3 separate regions of the Homo sapiens genome follow, and regions 1 and 2 are each linked to region 3. Evidence: chromatin contacts called from ENCODE Hi-C or POLR2A ChIA-PET data. All regions are on one chromosome and are shown on one strand. Each heading gives the region's core, a stretch centred on a gene start or an enhancer-like site at or near the end of the contact. The rest is flanking DNA. Distances are from core to core; before and after follow the strand shown.

Region 1 (3,557 bases), core at 444-2,943, 510 kb before region 3:
CCTGTAGTCCCAGCTCCTCAGGAGGCTGAGGTGCGAGGATCCCTTAAGCCTGGGAAGTCAAGGCTGCCGTGAGCTGTGATCACACCACTGCCCTCCAGCCTGGGAGATAGCGCAAGACCCTGTCTCAGAAAAAAAAAAAAAAAAAAAAAAAAAAAAAGTTCAAGAATGTGACCTCGGTGCCAGGCAAGAATGCTAGCAGTACCCACTACGGCCACTAGATGTCCCCCATGTTCCACTTCTGGCTTACCTAGCTGGACTTGCCAACACAAGACATCATCATTCTTACTTTGTCCTTATTTTGTTACAGGGTCTTTCCCCTAACCCCACTTAAGCTCTACCAAGTGCGGTGATGGAAACAGAAAGAAACTGAAAGCATTGAAACAGTCAGCAGAGAGACAGAAATGAGAATGGGTATTTATTGAGGAGACAGAGAAGGAAAAAAAAACCTCTAAATTTAAGGTCAGAGTTGGGGCCTTGCATCCAGGAATAGTGGCTCGAGTAGCAATGATAAGAACCCGATTGAATGGGAAGTCAACCGAAAGGGAAATCCAGGGGACTGTGAGCCATTGGCAGCCACCCTGGGACACATGCAGCCCTCCCCAGGTGTCATCCTTTGGCTGATCTCAGCACCCGCACTCAGGGCTGGGCCACCCCAGGGCCGACCTGCAAAGTTAGGCAAGCCACTAATGAAGCATGATGACACACTCACAGGGGCATGAGTGGTGTCTCATCACAGCCAGGGCACAGCCCAGACCCACCAGATGACCCTTTTCTTGTGAGGATTCCCAAGTCTATGACTAATGCTAATTAACCCTGACTCACAGTAGCACTGAGCACACAGAGGTCATTATCTCCACTGGAAGGAGTGGGGAAACTGAGGTGTGGAGTGGGGAAGCAGCTTTGCTCCATCAGTGTCACCAGGTCAGGAGTTGATCCTCCCTGCCCTTCTCAAAAGCCCGTGAGGCTGTTCTTGGTAATCAGCAGTAGACACTTCCGGTGGGGCTAAGGGATAGGGCCTTTCCCCACTGCTGTTTCCACGTGAGTCAGAGCCACAGAACTGGAAGCAGAGTTGTAGACTACTTGGTCTAATCCCTGAGGAGTCTGAAGGCCAGAGTGGGGAGTGAAGGCCAAGATCACACAGCAGGTTGTGGCTGAGCCACGCCTAGAATCCTGAGGCTTCTTGCTGAGTCCCCTTCTTGCACTACAGTCATCATGACAGAGCAGAAGAGAGGCAGTACCCTGTGAGAGTTAGGAGCACCAGCTCACTAGCCAGAAGTGGTGGCACGTGCCTATAGTCCCATTATACTAGGGAGGCTGAAGTGGGAGGATCGCTTGAGCCCAGGAGTTCGAGACTGCAGTGAGCTATAATTGCACCACTGAACTCCAGTCTGGGTGGCAGAGCAAGACACCTTGTTTATAAAAAAGAAAAATAAAGGGGGACAAAAAAAAAAACACCAGCTCTAGGTCAGGTAGCTTGGCAGGTGGATCTAGCAGGCTCTAGGTTCCATAGCCTGGGTACAGATCCTGGATTCACTGGTCACCAGCTGTGTGTTTCTGAACCTATGACTCAGCCTCAGCTTCCTCATCTGTAAATTAGGGATAATACTAGTAGCTGTGTCACAGGAATGTTTTGAGAATTCATTGGCATATGTGAAGTGCTTAGAGCAGTGCCTGGCACATGAGAAGTGCTCAGGAAATAGTAGCTGTTTGTTTAAGCTGGCTGTTTAAGCCCAGTTGCCTCTCTGGCCAAGTGTCTCCAGCTTGCCTGGTCTTTTGGGACTCCTGAAGGAAGGGAGCACCAAAACTATAGGTGTTAGGATCATGAGAAAGACACATACCAGTATCTCCTCACCAGACTGTCTGTGGTCTCAGTAGGCCTCTTTCAGCCCAGCGGCCTCCATGCCACCATCAGACAGCACAGGTGCTGGTGGATCAGCGCCAAGCCCAGCTTTAGAAGCATTGGGAAGCACCTTGGCAACAAGACATAAACCAAGATAACCACATTCCTACCAGTCTCCATGGACCCTGGCTCCGGGCCTGGCAAGGCCACCCTCAGGAAATGGCGGTACAATGACGACAGGAAAGCTTATGACAGGCATCACCCTGCTGGGCTGAGAACACTGGCTTGTTTGTCCAGCACAGCTTACCTGAGTCACCCATTGTGGAGTCTGCAGCCACCTGGGCCTGGAGCTAGGCCAGCAGGCTGCTTGGAGTCTGGAACACCTTCTGCGGGCTGAATCTGGCTAGGTCCGGCACTTGCTGCCTGTCCCCTCCTCAGAAAGCAGGTCAAGGCAGTTTGGCTCCGTAGATCTGGCTCCAAACAGTGAAGAGCCTGGTGGGGCCTGACAACAGTTCAGAGACGCAGAGCCTCCTCTGTGGGAAACAGAATGTGAACCGAGGCCTTAGAGTGTTTGGAAAATCAGCTCCACGAATCAGAGATGGACCGGGCAGCAGCTTCTCCCTCTCCTCCATCCCATGCTACACCCGTAGCCACTCTCTGTGCCCCACTGGTCCTCAGGGGGCCCTGGGCTCTCTTGCCAAGTCTCAGCACTGCCCAGGCCCATGCAGCCGGTCAACAGTGACTGGGCTCAACTCCCACTAACTCAACCTGGGGGTTTTCCAAAGTGAAATGAGGAACAAAATAGGTGCTATGTTTCACAGTACCAAGTTTTAAAATACTAATAAAATTAGAAAATACTTTTTCAGGCCGGGAGCAGTGGCTCACGTCTGTAATCCTAGCACTCTGGGAGGCCAGGGTGGGTGGGCCACATGAGGTCAAGAGTTTGAGACCAGCCTGGCCAACATAGTGAAACCCTGTTTCTACTAAAAATACAAAAATTAGCTGGGCATGGTGGCGTGTGCCTGTAATCCCAGCTACTTGGGAGGCTGAGGCAGAAGAATCGCTTGAACCTGGGAGGCAGAGGTTGTAGTGAGCCGAGATTGTGCCACTGCACTCCAACCCGGGCGACAAGGCGAGACTCTGTCTCAAAAAAAAAAAAAAAAAAAAAGAAAATACTTTTTTAAAAGGTGTAAAAAATGAGAATGAAAGTCCCCTGCCCCTTCTGGCCCTTGAGGGGCTTTCTACTGGAGGGACCATTTGTGGCATAGTTGGCAAGGGCACCCAAGAAGGCCAGAAGGGGACGCCCATGGGTGGGGACAGGAGGCACAGGAAGCAGTGTTTTAAGGTAGTGATCCCACAGGCCTAAGAAGGTGGCTCTGTTCCTCCAAGGAGTACTAAAGAGCCATCATAAAACAGTACTGACCGGGCGTGGTGGCTCACACCTGTAATCCTGGGAGGCCAAGGCAAGTAGATCACTTGAGGTCAGGAGTTCGAGACCAGCCTGGCCAACAGAGTGAAACCCCATCTCTACTAAAAATACAAAAATTAGCCAGGCATGGTGGCATGCACCTGTAATCCCAGCTGCTTAGGAGGCTGAGGCAGGAGAATCGCCTGAACCTGGGAGGCGGAGATTGCAGTGAGGCGAAATCGTACCACTGCACTCCAGCCTAAGCAAGAGTGAGATTCTGTCTCAAAAAAAAAAAAAAAGAAGACTGTC
Region 2 (3,626 bases), core at 986-3,485, 280 kb before region 3:
ACGGAGCGCAAGGCGCCGAGTCTCCTAGGTGGGGGCAGCAAGGAAGACAGCGGGTCTTTCCTAAACCTGGCCAAGCGTCGAGGAACCCAAAACTACCCGTCCCGGGGCGCACGACTCCGGGCAGCGTGGGACGCCTGTGGCGAGGCGGAAGGGATCTCTCCAGCGAGAGGGAATGGGGCAATTGCCAGACGGACATTGGATCTGCAGAAGGAGGGGGTAGGATACACGCGGGCTTAGGATGCGCTGGACAGGCCAGCAAAGTGAGGACCCCAGGTCGTCCTGAGCCACCTCTTCCCCCGCCTGAGCCCTGAGCCGTAAGGGATCCAGGGTATCAGGTCCCCGGGGGCCGCCCCCTCACCGTCCGAGTCCAGCTCCGGTTACCTGCCTGGCCTGCTCCTTAAAATATGTATGAGGCCCTTGCGGGTGCAGTTTCGCGGCCCCTCCCGGAGTGGGGCTGGGGGACTCAGGGTGCGAGGGGAGCTGAGGGGGGAGGAAGCGACGCGAGCTCCCCGGCCGGGGCCTTCTCGACTTTCAGCAGCGCATTTAAGAAAAGGTGGAAATCGGATCTGTCTCGGCGGCGCCCCAGCCCCGCCCGCTCCGACGGCCGGACCTCGCGGCCCAGCGGCTAGCTTTCTGCTGCGCGGTGTCTGGTTCTCGACAGCAGGTGAATGGGCCAGGGCGGGGCGCCCGGAGCGCGGGGGGCGGGGCGCGCGTTATAAAGGGGAGCAGCAGGCCGCGGGGGCCACTCGCAGTCCGCAAGGCCTGCGCTTCCCGCTTTGCGGTCCTGGGCACACCCGGCCCGGGTTGCCCAGCATCGCATGGGTCTGAGGACCAGGTAGGGCGCGGGTGCAGAGACAGCCAGGGAGGCTCGAGGCGACCTAGATGGGCGGGGGAATGCTAGTAGGACGGGGAGGGGTTAATGTGGAGCTATCACCCCCTTTTGGCCCGTTGGGCTCTGTGACGTGCTCATTATCTCCGCTGTCCGGGTTCTCGCTCACCGTGCCCATCCCTGGCTGCATGGGGAGAGGGGCCCCGAGGCCCTGAGACTCGTCCAGTTATCCACCTGGGGTGGGAATCTTGCTTCCCGATCCATCTGGCTGCGACATCTACGGCTTCAGCAGGCCCTGCCCGGGAGTCGGGCATATTGAAGGGTTCGTATCCTTGCCGTCACCCTTGGCCCCTCCCGGCTCGGCAGGAGCTGGGGGTGGGGAAACTATAGATTTCCCGGGCCCCGCTTCCACTGCCTCACCCCCTTCTTTTGCTCGAGCCCAAGACAAGGTGTTAACGGTCTTCAAGTGCAAGGGTTAGGTTTGGTGGGAGCATAGGCTAAGCACCACCCTCATTTTACAGGGGCTTCTAGGGTGCCAGATCTGCGGGGGTCGATTGGGAAGAACTAGAAGCTAAAAAGGAGAAGGGCGGATTAACGTTTTATTTTAATCTGGTTTTGAGCTGCCGTTGCCGTCTGGGGCGGCCGGGCGGGGCGGAGCTGGGACTGCCAAGGGCAGCCAAAGCAGCAGGGAGGGAGGGGGCGCTCCGGTGCTCAGGATGCTGGGGAAGAAGGAAGAGGCCACCCCAACGCTGACAGCTTGGAGGACCTAGCCCCTGCCCCCCGGTCCCTTCTGAATGCTCCGGGTGGTGTCAGACCAAAGGACGGTTGAGAAGGATCTAATCCGCGTCCGCGCCCCAGCCCCGGCTGGCCCCGCCCCCTCCCGAGGGAGCCACTGTCGCAGTGGGGGGAGGGGGAGATGGGAACGGGTCTGGGGGGCGGCTCCCCTCCCCCTCCCTCTCTTGGGACAGACAGCCTTTGTTCCCGGCGGCGGCGGCAGCGGTGGCCAGACACCTGTGAGGCCGCAGAACTGGCCGAGGGTGGGCGTGTGAGGACATGGAGGCCCCTTGTCCCCATTCCAGCCCTGCGCCCCTGGGTCCGGGTGCGCCCCCTGAGACAGGTCAGCCTTGAGCACCTTTCTGCGGGGAGACTGCAGAGATCGTCCAGTGGCCCTACGGTGCGCCCCAGCTCCCAACGCACTTCCCCTCCCCCCTCCCAGGGTCGGATTTCCAAGCACGCCACGCCACACACACCTCGGCTAGCTCCGGGCTCAGAGGGCGCTGGGGTGGCAGGGCGTCCGGGCGCACCTCGGCTAGCGGCACCCTAGCCCGAGGGCAGGAGGCGGGGATAGAAGGCGGGCGACGGGACCCCTTGGGGCCAGACCCGGCCGGGTTGGGCAAGCAGGCGGGGCTCCCGGCGTCTCCGCAGTCCCGGACGGGCGTGCCCTGCGCCGCGCACCAACCGGAGCCACATTCAAGGTGAATCATCCCCGGCCCGCCCCCTGCCCCTCCCCGCCTCGCGGCACCTGAGCCAATGGCGCTGCGCGAGGGGCGGGCGGGGCCCGGGGCGGGGGGCGGTAAAACCCTCCTGGAGTCATTCTCTGTGCACTCCGTCGAGCCCCCGCGCAGCCGTGCCGGAGCCGCAGGGCCTCCGTCCAGCCGCGCGGTCCGGGCAGCCCGCGCCCCCTGTTCTTCCGGTCCTCGGGCCCAGGTACCCCTCTGGACCTCCCCCGCCTGCAGCGCGGAGGCGGCTCCTCTTCAGGTGGCCGGGCCGGGGCCTTCCCCGGCAGACCTGTCACCCGACACCCAGGAAGCGCGCGGCCGGGTCCCGGCTCCCCTTTGTTCCCCCGCTGGGCTCGGCGCTCCGGCGCCGCCCCCTCTCGCGGGGCAGCGGAGGTTTGGGCCCGGGCCGGGCGCGCTTCAAGCTCCGTCCATGCGGCTCTTTCCAAACCGGGGCCGTTTTTGCCTGGCTTCTCTGGTGTGGACTCCGCGCGGAGCTGAGAGGCGGCTGTGCGCCCAGCCTGGAGCCGGCGCAGGTGAGTGTCTGGGGCCGGGAGCGGGGGGGCGGGCCGGGCGGAGCCAGAGCGGGGCTCAGTAGAGGAGGCGGAGGCGGGCGCCCGGGACCGGCCGCACTAGAACCCGGGTGCAGGGCAGAAGTCCCGGCGCAGCTGGCTTTCGGGGATGACGCGGCAGTGCCTACTCGCTCTTCCGCGCCTTCAGGCGGAGGCGCCCACGGGGCGCCTGGGTCCCGGGTCCGCCAGTGGCGTCTGCCCAGCGCCCAGCGCTGTTCCCGGGCGGGGGCGGGGGCGGGAGCGGCTGCGGTCCGAGTGCGGCCGGTGCTTGCGAGGTGCCTACCCGCGAGGAGTTTGGCTGGGGTCGGGCTGCGTTTCGCCGCCCTGGTGGGCTCAGGCGGAAGCGCCAGGCTGGGAGGGGGCTGCGGAGAGCGCCGGGGCCCCGGAGCTGGCCCCTCCAGCGTCTTGTCAGGGCTGCGCGGCTGGTTCGAGGCTGCTTCCGTGGCCCGGAGCCGCCCCGCCCAGTCTCTGGGGGAAAGCGGCTCTCAGACCTCCCGTGTGCCTCCACTTCGCGGCCACTCATCCCGGGAACCCCGGCGCACGCGAATGAGACACCGTTCCCCGCCCTCAACTGCCCCATTCCTGTTAATAGCGCTAGTGGCACCCAGGTTCCCAGCCCTTCCCCAAGATCGGCGGCTGGACGGCTTGCCTCTGGCGCCTCACCGGTCAGCGCATCCCAGGACTATGGGCAGTGAGGGTGTCACCCGGGGTCAGGGGTCGCCCGATTCC
Region 3 (3,819 bases), core at 30-2,529:
AATAGCTCATGGAATGACTCTCAAACCAAGAAATTTTTACTTAATCCTTTTACACGAAACAAACTGGAAAGAACACAGAAACTTAATGATTTCTACACTAGAGTCTAATGAGGAATAAGGCTTTCCAAGGAAAAACAGGCAAAGCACCAGAGGTGAGGTGCAAAGGGCTGTGGGCGCTGAAGGAGCGATGGGGAAGCAGGAGGCAGGGTCCTTCTGATCCAAGCCTCAAAGAAAACGGATCAAGACAGGGAAGGCGCAAGGGGCTTCCAGAAGAACGCGGGTTTAGTGTGGGATGCAGGGTTTTTGTTCGTTTTGTTTGTTGTTGTTTAGCAGAGAAGATATGGCAGAGAAAGCTCGAGGTTGAGGCCCCTTTAGCAAGGGCTCTGTGCGCCCAGCTCAAGCGTGCAGTACTTAGTTTAGCAGACAATGATGCCTCCCTGAGGACTTGGGGCAGGGGCTGGAAGGTCACAGCCCTTCTGGAAAGAGCAGCGAGGGTTGGAAGGAGGTCGTAAGTGACTGGATGAGGGCTGAGAACAGGAATGCTGTTGACAGCAAGGTGGTGGTACCAGGCTCACTCTCTGCTTCCTGAGTCTGCAGAGCAGTGGAGAATCCCGCGCGGGCACCCAGGGTGGCTACGGCAGCTAACAGCTCGGACCCGTCACTGTGGGCATGGCCTGGCGCCCTGACGTGCCACACCACGGTGCCACCCTCCCTTTATTTTCCACATCAACCGTCTGGGTGTGGGGGCTGCTCAACAGGACCACGACCTAAAACCTGGAAAGACGGCTGGCCTGACTCCGCGGCTGCTGCGCCCCCAGCAGGCGCGGACCGCCGGGCACCCCTTGTCCCTCCATCTTTTCGCCACGCGTTGAGGTCGACCCCAGGGAGAGGCGGTGACCTCGGCGCCCGCGCCTCTCCGGGACAGCCTGGGGCTCCACGGCGCGCGCCCTGGCCCCGGGTACTTTAGGGAGACGGGGATTACCATGGCGATTCTCAGCCGAGCAGGCAGGCGTGGTGGACTCTCCCGATCCCGAAGCCCTTAGCATCCACCGGGGCCGCTGCCCCCAGCGCCCGTTCCCCTAGCACCCCCGGCCCCTTCTCGGCCCTCCTCAGGGAACCGCCACGGGCCCAGCCTCACTACGCCTCCCCGCCACGCCTCGCTGGGAGGAGCGCGGCCGGCTCGGGAGGCAGCCAGCCGCGGAGCCGCCTGGACGCGAGGCACCTGCTTGCCCCACGCGGCACCTAGGCCGCCGCAGCTGTGGGCGCTGGGCCGGCGTGCGCCTCGGGGGCGGGGCCGCGCGCACAATCACCGGGCGTGGGGCAGGGCCTCGCCGTGGTTACCGTTGCCAGGGCAAAGCGGCAGCGCGCGGAGGGTGAGCGGAGCGGGGTTCCGGGCTTGCGCGCGCGGGATGGGCCGTCACCTAGTACGAGGCCGACCGCGGCCTCCAGCGCCCGGAAACCCAGTTCGGCGCTTTAGCGTCTGGGTTTGGGCTGCCGGAGCGGCGGGCGCGGGGCGAGGGGGCGGGCGCGGGGCGAGGGGGCGGGCGCGGGGCGAGGGGGCGGGCGCGGGCGGCGCTCCCACTGGGGTGGCACTGGGGTGAGAGCGCAGGCTAGGCCCGCTCACTCGGCCAACCTGGGAGAGATCATCGGAGAAGCTCTTTTGGGAAACGAGCATAAGGACTGTGACGGTGAAGGGAGAATATCATGGGAAATGTTTGCAAAAGAGCCGGATAAAGAGAGTAAGGGCCCGAGAGACTAAAGGGGTGGGGAGGGAGTTCATGTGCAGGTAGGATTGGGCGAGAAAGGTACAGTAGGTACAGTTTTGCCTCCAACCTTGCCAGTTCCAGCCTCCCTCCCTGCAGGTGAAGTCTACACTTCGGGTGGTACGACTCATTCTTTTTTATGACTGGTCATTCCTTTTTTTTTTTTTTGAGACCGAGTCTCTCTCTGTCGCCCAGGTTGGAGTGCAGTGGCGCCATCTCGGTTCACTGCAACCTCCGCCTCCCAAGTTTAAACCATTCTCCTGCCTCAGCCTCTTGAGTAGCTGGGATTACAGATGCGTACCACTATGCCCGGCTAATTTTTGTATTTTTAGTAGAGATGGGGTTTCGCCATGTTGGTCACGCTGGTCTCGAACTTCTGACCTCAGGTGATCTGCCCGCCTCAGCCTCCCAAAGTGCTGGGATTACAGACGTGAGCCACTGCCCGGCCTATCATTCCTTTTTATTCAACAGTTATTGAGCATCTGCCACGTGCCTGACACTCTTCCAGGCCCTGGAAATTGAGCTCTGAATGAGGCAAAGTCCTTGTTCTTTTAAGGGGTGATTTGGGGGAGGTGGTCGTGGCTGAAATGGAGGGCCTGGCAGACATTAAAAGTGATAGGGACAGTATGGCATATTGCATTAAATTGATGTGACCACTGGGTGCTCTTTTAGATTGGTGACTGGGGAAGGCCTCTCTGAGGAGGTGACGTTAAAACAGATCTGGATGACAAGGAGCAGTCAATTATGCCAAAATTAGGGACAGGGGGAGGAGGCTAGACCAAGAAGCAGGAGTAGGGTCCTGGAAGGCTCTGCAAGGATGTGGTGTTTTGTTTGCTTTCTCTTGAAAGACAAACTGGCTTCCAAAGAGGACTGTTTATGTTCTAGGTTCTCTTACATATGCTTTCCCTAATCCTTCATTAACAGAGCAAACCCAACTTCCAGCTACTTTTAATATGTCTGTGAGTTTTTCTTATGAGTCCATATGCCCTGGATATGGCAAATTCTCCTGCCCTCCACCTGCACTTTCTTCTCTTCTTGCGCCTGTCTTCATCCCTGGATGGGGCTGGCCCACCCCAGCCGCTTACACTTCTCTGGGTTATCTCAGCTCTCCCAAGGTTACCCCTATGGGATCACTCCCAAATCTGTTCCAGCCCTGCTTTTCCTGAGCTCCAGATCAGAGATCCAGAGCCCTGCTACAAGGTTGTTTTGTTTTCTTTCTTTTCTTTTCTTTTCTTTTTCTTTTCTTTTCTTTTTTTTTTTTTTTTGAGATGGAGTCTTGCTCTGTTGCCCAGGCTGGAGTGCAATGGCACGATCACTGCTCACTGCAACCTCTGCCCCTTGGGTTCAAGCAATTCTCCTGCCTCAGCCTCCCAAGTAGCTGGGATTACAAAGCATGCGCTATCACGCCCGGCTAATTTTTGTATTTTTAGTAGAGACAGGGGCCAGGCTGGTCTTGAACTCCTGACCTCAGGTGATCCGCCTGCCTCGGCCTCCCACTGGGATTACAGGCGTGAGCCACTGCTCTGGCCTCCTGCTACAAGTTTTAAAACTCAGCTGTCTTGAAAGTAGATCAGTGGTCGAGGTGTGCCATGGGTGGGGGAGGATTGACTCTGCGGTGGGCTAAGAGGAAAATTCCTGAGTGATGGAAATACTCTCTATCCTGATTGTGGCAGTAGCTACACAGGTGCAGGGCTGGCTGCATTATTTGCATGGCTTAGTGCAAAATGAAAACAGGAAGAAGCAGGGAAAAGTGCCACTAAAGGTACTAAATTAGAAAGCTTTCCTTTTCTCTGTGGTCTCTATCAACCTGTTATGCTGTTTTTGTTTACTGTTTAATGTGTTTCCTTGGGTACGGGAACACTCCCCTTCCTAGCTATCGTCCCATAGCAGATGGGTGGCCCTCGAGGGATTGCACCCTCTGTGCCAGGATGTGCTTGGTGTCATGACTGTGGTGGACAGGATGCTCGCGTGTCTCACTCTGAATGTACGGGGGTATTGCCATGCCCTGCCCTAGATGGGGTTGGGGGTTGGGTAGGGTGAAGGTGGGGATTGGGGG

What was found. A loop is a pair of places that touch in the nucleus more often than their neighbours do. ChIA-PET counts read pairs that join two places held with the same protein, here RNA polymerase II (POLR2A). Pooled maps may share reads with other maps.
Region 1: a map of heart left ventricle shows a loop between it and region 3 (4-fold over the local background). The contact joins the enhancer-like site here to the promoter of SMKR1 in region 3. A Hi-C loop is called at or near these places in 4 of 168 maps with a recorded cell type or tissue (K562, MCF 10A, cardiac septum and 1 more), 6 of 37 single-sample maps with no recorded cell type and 14 of 50 pooled maps.
Region 2: a pooled map shows a loop between it and region 3 (4-fold over the local background). The contact joins the enhancer-like site here to the promoter of SMKR1 in region 3. A Hi-C loop is called at or near these places in 1 of 168 maps with a recorded cell type or tissue (vagina), 1 of 37 single-sample maps with no recorded cell type and 7 of 50 pooled maps. POLR2A ChIA-PET finds 5 or more read pairs at or near these places in 2 of 52 experiments (H1 and OCI-LY7).

The regions. Positions count from the first base shown.
Region 1 is chr7:130,007,692-130,011,248 of GRCh38, reverse strand. UBE2H-DT (UBE2H divergent transcript) reads right to left here. Exons shown (of 4, transcript XR_007060520.1): 3 at 2,148-2,373. Among named protein-coding and RNA genes, the nearest start is that of ZC3HC1, 42 kb to the left of the region's middle. RefSeq lists enhancers at 813-2,012, 1,809-2,308, 2,396-2,465, 2,566-2,645. Within about 2 kb of position 1,693, at least 22 of the 41 ENCODE cell types and tissues checked have a DNase peak (open chromatin) inside an H3K27ac peak, as active enhancers do.
Region 2 is chr7:129,779,025-129,782,650 of GRCh38, reverse strand. No RefSeq gene overlaps it. Among named protein-coding and RNA genes, the nearest start is that of MIR183, 5.8 kb to the right of the region's middle. RefSeq lists enhancers at 1-636, 1,483-2,328 and silencers at 1,949-2,748, 2,809-2,888, 3,039-3,168. Within about 2 kb of position 2,235, at least 14 of the 41 ENCODE cell types and tissues checked have a DNase peak (open chromatin) inside an H3K27ac peak, as active enhancers do.
Region 3 is chr7:129,499,991-129,503,809 of GRCh38, reverse strand. It overlaps SMKR1 (small lysine rich protein 1), which reads right to left and starts at 1,279. Exons shown (of 2, transcript NM_001195243.2): 1 at 983-1,279. The coding sequence starts at 985. RefSeq lists silencers at 1,131-1,470, 1,531-1,580.